Regions from separate parts of the Homo sapiens genome. Here region 1 is linked to region 2. Evidence: chromatin loops called from intact Hi-C (ENCODE). Cell type or tissue: Calu3. All regions are shown on one strand. Each heading gives the region's core, and the rest is flanking DNA. Links, peaks and the distances in the headings are about the cores only.

Region 1 (2,811 bases), core at 20-2,519, 260 kb before region 2:
ATTTCCGATGCAAGAGTACAGAAGCCTTCGAGAGCAGTGGCATGCCCCACCCTGTTCTTTTTCCAAGGAAAGAAACTACTAAAGAACAGCCACAGTCTTTCATCCTCCTTCCACCTCCCCAGGTACACATGAAGAGGGGAAAGAGGGTTAAAAAGAAGCTGAACAGGTTTATCTAAACTACAAGTTTCTCTGTGACTCAATTTCCTTACTCATGTAATGGGAATCAGTTACTTGCCTGGTCTAATTCACTACATTGTTAGCAAGGTTATAATGGCATTTCGAGATCATTTAAGGTTCAGGAACGAAAAGTAAATTCCACCCCGCATACTGCGGAGAGAAGTCTTCTGAAGCAGAACTGAAAGTCCTTGGGAAAGAATGTCAGAATGAGCGCACACTCACTGCGGTGCGGCTAGGTGGTCCATGGGGCTCCCTTAGTTCTTCTGATCTAGCTCAACCCTACCATTTCATTGATGAGGAAATTAAAACCCAGAGAACAAAAATAAACTGTTAAGTCGTGTTGGACTATCCAAGTGAAGTGTTTTTGCAAAGGTAAGGCCACTATACATTTATGCCAGTAATAAAGTTTTTATCAGTTTGCTATTTCTGTCTTTGCTGGGGAGAACATTGATCTAAGTAAACACTTTGGTGACTATATCAATGTAGTTGCAAGTGGCAGAAAGTTAACCCTAGCAAGCTATTGGCTAGAGGGATCATTTACCAACTTTCACAATTAGTACAGAGTTGAACAGTCAGACAAGGGCGGGATCCTGCAGAATCTCACGAACAAACGGAATCAGGGGTTTGAAAGCTATAGACCCTCCCTCCAGGTCTCAAAGCTCCATCTGTCTGCCTTTCAACTGTATTCTTACTATTAATTTTTTCACTGTATGTTCTATTTCTGTGGAGGCATATGGAAAACAGGATTCACATTTTTTGGCTTTGACCACAAGAGGGAGACTGTATCACCCTCTCTGTGCTCTGAAATTTAAAATATCTCAGGAAAGTGCAGGGATTGGTCCAGACTGTGGGAGGGGTGAGGCTCTGTAAAAACATGGCCGTCCCAGTTACTGGTATATGGATAGAGTAGAGAAGGAGCTGGTCCCAGTAAAAGAATTTTCCTGTGCAGAAAACAAATGTGATGAAATTATTTAAAATACACATTTAATCACATAAATACAACTGCAGATCTACCGTATGCCACTGAGTTTTCTCCTATATCATGAATTAAGAGAGATCAATTTGATATTACCACCATCAATCTCAGCTTCCAAGTTGTGTTGAGACTGTTTTTTTTATATATGATAGATCTTCTCAATCCAAGCAAACTACCTCCGCTGGTGTTCAAATGAAGAACAGAGAATATACTGGAGCGAAAGGGGCCTACTATGATGAAAATATTGTGTGGGTTCTGCCTATGATGGCTTTTACTTTTTTCAAGGGTCATTTGACTTGACATGACCATTACCAAAGGCTCCAACTCGAATCCCCAAGCACGATGAGACTACTTTGACCATGCCCACCACAGTGAACTTTACAAAGCTGTTCCAGGGTAGGCACCTTTATCTTCTTTATTATCGTTGGGGTATCACAGACAGCATTGTATTTTTCTCCTTGGCTTGACAAACTGGTAAGTCAACTTGTATGTTTCAGTACTCTTAGTTATTAAACAAACCAACTAACCAAATGCTAAATGGAAAGATTAAAACCCACCCAAGTTTCCCGGGTGCATACAAGAGCAACATTGAGGTGACAAAAACTAAAAAGGCCCAAAGGTTCTCTGAAGACCGTTTTTATCTTCTAGCCAGGTGTTACTGCGATTAGAAACACAAGCCATCATGATTGTTAGAAAAGTATTTTGACCACCTCTAAAGTATAAGACTTTTAAATCAGTAAGTCGTTGTTATGTTCCTGGAGAGAGGAGGCCTTCCAAATAAAATAAAACATCTCAGAAATTAATTATATTTTTCTTCTAGTAAATAACCTTTTTTGCCTACAGATATGGCTGAATGCAAATGAAGGTGGTGTTTTCATATTCATAATGGATTTTAGGTTTAACTGTAATACAGATTTAACTAGGCCAAGGACTACAGAAGGGGGATAATATTTATTGTATATTTTTGCCAGAGATCTTGTTTTATTCACTATCAAAAGTGGAACAATGTACCATAACATTAAAAGAAAGCAAAACATTCCCATTGTGTGAAACTAGACGCTCCTTTCAATAAGGAGATAAAAAACCTAACACTTTCTACAAATACTGCTCATTGAGAAGTGAACATTTAGATGGCACCTTCATGTACCAGACAGGATACTTACAGGATTTTTTTGAAAATTCTCATAGCAATCCTGTGTGGTAGATTTTGTCTACATCTTAGAGATCTGAAAACTGCAGGGTGCGGTGGCTCACGCCTGTAATCCCAGCACTTTGGGAGGCTGAGGTGGGCGGATCACGAGGTCAGGAGATAGAGACCATCCTGGCTAACACAGCGAAACCCCGTCTCTACTAAAAATACAAAAAAATTAGCTGGGCATGGTGGTGGGCGCCTGTAGTCCCAGCTACTCCGGAGGCTGAGGCAGGAGAATGGCGTGAACCTGGGAGGCCGAGCTTGCAGTGAGCGGAGATTGTGCCACTGCACTCCAGCCTGGGTGACAGAGGGAGACTCTGTCTCAAAAAAAAAAAAAAAAAAAAAAAAAAGAGAGATGAAAACTGTGATTTTACATTATTTGGCAAGTTCAAGGTCACACTGATAGCAATTGGCAATTGGCACAGCCCACTGCACCACACTGCTTCTGCTTTGTTTTGACAAAGCT
Region 2 (2,811 bases), core at 55-2,554:
ACATTTTAACAAAAGAAAAGTCACATTGCCACTGAAAGGCTAATGTACGCAAGAAAATAAAAAAAAAATTAAAGAAAATGTGATAATAAAACAATAGGATAAACCATAACTTTTTCAATTAACATTAAATCATGACTCATTGTCTAGCACATTCACCTTTATGGCTCAATCTTCATTTATATGATCTTCATCCTAGTTTTTGTTGTAAAAAAAAAAAAAAAGTACCAGCTTTATTTTCTTGTTTTATTTTTACATTTGAAAAAAACATTTTGGAAAAAAGACTAATTCATTAATAAATCCATCTTCTGGACCCTGGTTGACATTCAGTTTAATAAAAGCCAAGAGTAGTGTTTTTCAGGCTCATGAAGAAAGAGCAGAGAAATCAGTATTTATATTTTTGGTTGTTGTTAGAATTTGAAGTTTTTCCAGGGCAGGCTAATTTTGAGGTTCATGCAACTCTGGGGACTAAGTGAGAATTTCATAAATAATCAGAATGAAGAAAACGCATATGTAGATAAGGAAACATTTTCCAAGCAGGGTAAAGGTTTTCGGCAGCATATGTGACTGCACAGTTAGCCTAGCTCATCAAGTTGAAATTATAAGCAAAGCAAAACAAAAATACAGAGCTCATGTTTATCTGGGACATAGGGATTAAAAGAAACATCCTTGCTTTCTGAGGAAAACTACAAACAACCCCTCTCCCCCTAAAAAAAACTCTCTACAATAGAATCCCTAATGGTCAAAAGAGGACATGTTGTAAATTAACTTTGAAAGACAGCCTGAACCTGACCACCAACGTCGGTATTTGTGTGGAGGAAAGAGTGCCACCTACCGAATCACCACCTTTTAGATGTTTCTGTCAGCACTTTGATTTTCCTTGGAGTTCTACCAACCCTGGAGTGTGACCTTGCTTAGAATGAAACCTGACCTCATTACAATGCAAGCTTAGCTTTTTGCAGGCACATTACAAAATCAGCCAGAAACCCTCATCTGCAGATGTCCCCCCATATAGTGCCACACAAAAGAAAGATAAGGAAAGGGGCTAAGTAGAACCAAAACAGCAAGAACAGCTGCAAAAGAGGATCAGGCATCTGTGTAATGATATGTTTAGTCACTAAACACAACTATTTTATCTTAAGATAGACTAAAAATCCAGTACATATGTTTATGTAAAGTCTTCTTATTCTCAGTCAGAGGAAAGTGCCTGACTAAATGTTTTGTTGGATTGAACTTAATTGTTGACATCTGGAATTGGTTGATGTTAATATTAACCAAACCATTTGGCTAAGTAAAATGTTATGAGAGAAAGGTCTATTCCGAACATATTGTGTGATGTTAACATAGGTAACCATACAGTTTGACAGAAACCCTGCTAAATTTATAAAAATTTGAGATATCAGTAAGTGTGACAAATATTGCTTTTTAAGTTAATTATAGGTATTATATTGTATTTTCTAAGTCATACATTCAGGGAGTCCTCTCTATATTAAAATACATATTACAAAGATTCAAATATATGTATCAGGATAATGGCTTATCCTTTAGCTCCTAAGCATATTCATATGTTATGAACTGTGACAATACTAGAAAGAACAAAAAAATGTAAAAATGTCGACCATATGTGCTTCTGCCATCTGATTCACTTTGAAATTTCCCATCATCCATTGTAACAAATAACTTATCTATTATATGTGCCTCAGGTACCATTCACCTCTAATTGGCAAAACAGAAATATTTTGGGACCATATTTTTTCCCTAAGAATAGTGCAACTAATAATAGTAATTTTAGGTATAAAGATAGACATGCACATTACTGTAAAAGAGGTCATATTTAGATACATTTGCTCATTTTGTGGCAGATACTATTGGTGTCCGTAATAGAATTAAAAAGTTTTATAAAATATGTACACTGGTCTTGGGAAATTCAGAAAGTACCAGCCAGCCTTGAGCTAGACTGAACAAAAACATCCAGAGCATCTTAACCCAATTAAATCGCATCCCCAGACATCTTGCTGTAGCTAGTAATTGAAACCAATGACAAATGTTTTACTTTCATAAAGGGCACAGTGTTAGAAAAGCCTAAGTATTTTTCAGTTTTTATTACTTTTTTATTCTTTGAAAATAAATTATTGGAAGATAGTAGAAAGGAAGTGGTCAAAAATAAAATAAGGGATTATGTCAAAGGAACTAGGATGCAGCATTAAAGATCTCCCAACGGCCAAAGCTGGAAAAGTTTGAACAACAAAATAAATAGTATGATATTGATTATAGCCCAAAGTATAAAATAAATATAAATGTGGCTATACTAATATAAACACATATTAAATAGATTAAAAATGGAGAATAGACAACTCTTCCTTACAGAAGACTGTAAATACTCTTTCACTTCTGAGTATGAATCGGATCTAGTGACTCATTTCCAATGAACAGAGTATGGAAAGGAAAAAAATAGGAGCTTTGCAGTGGAAAATACTGGCAATTACTATCTGTGATCAAGATTAATGTGGTTAATGATACCAGGTGGATATTATGTACCCCCGATATACCGTGATGAAGAGGGCATTTCCCCTCTGTGGTGGTCCTTCCAAAAACCCATAAGCCTATTCTAATAATGAGAAATACATTAGACAAACCATTCGAGCAACATCCTACAAAATACATAAACAGTACTTTTAAAATTGTCAAAGTTATGAAAAAGAAGAAAAGATTGAGAAAATGTCACAGACCAGAGGAGACTCAGAGACATGACAACTGAATGCAATGCAAGATTCTGAATTAGATCCTGGACCAGAAACAAGAGAGTAGTGTAAA

Evidence for each region. Peaks named below come from ENCODE experiments on the same cell type or tissue, not always from the same donor. Only the 100,000 strongest peaks of a DNase experiment are listed, where the experiment ranks them.
Region 1: it touches region 2 in a loop (4-fold over the local background); 2 of 110 quality-filtered maps call a loop at or near these places.

What each region holds. Positions count from the first base shown.
Region 1 is chr4:23,715,899-23,718,709 of GRCh38, reverse strand. It overlaps LOC105374528 (a long non-coding RNA gene), which reads right to left and starts at 36. Exons shown (of 3, transcript XR_925477.3): 1 at 1-36. In Calu3, for the core only: a CTCF peak has its summit at 975 (motif pointing right); no DNase peak of the experiment used is centred there.
Region 2 is chr4:23,453,708-23,456,518 of GRCh38, reverse strand. All of the region lies in intron 18 of LOC105374524 (a long non-coding RNA gene), which reads right to left. Among named protein-coding and RNA genes, the nearest start is that of PPARGC1A-AS1, 310 kb to the left of the region's middle. In Calu3, for the core only: no CTCF peak of the experiment used is centred there; no DNase peak of the experiment used is centred there.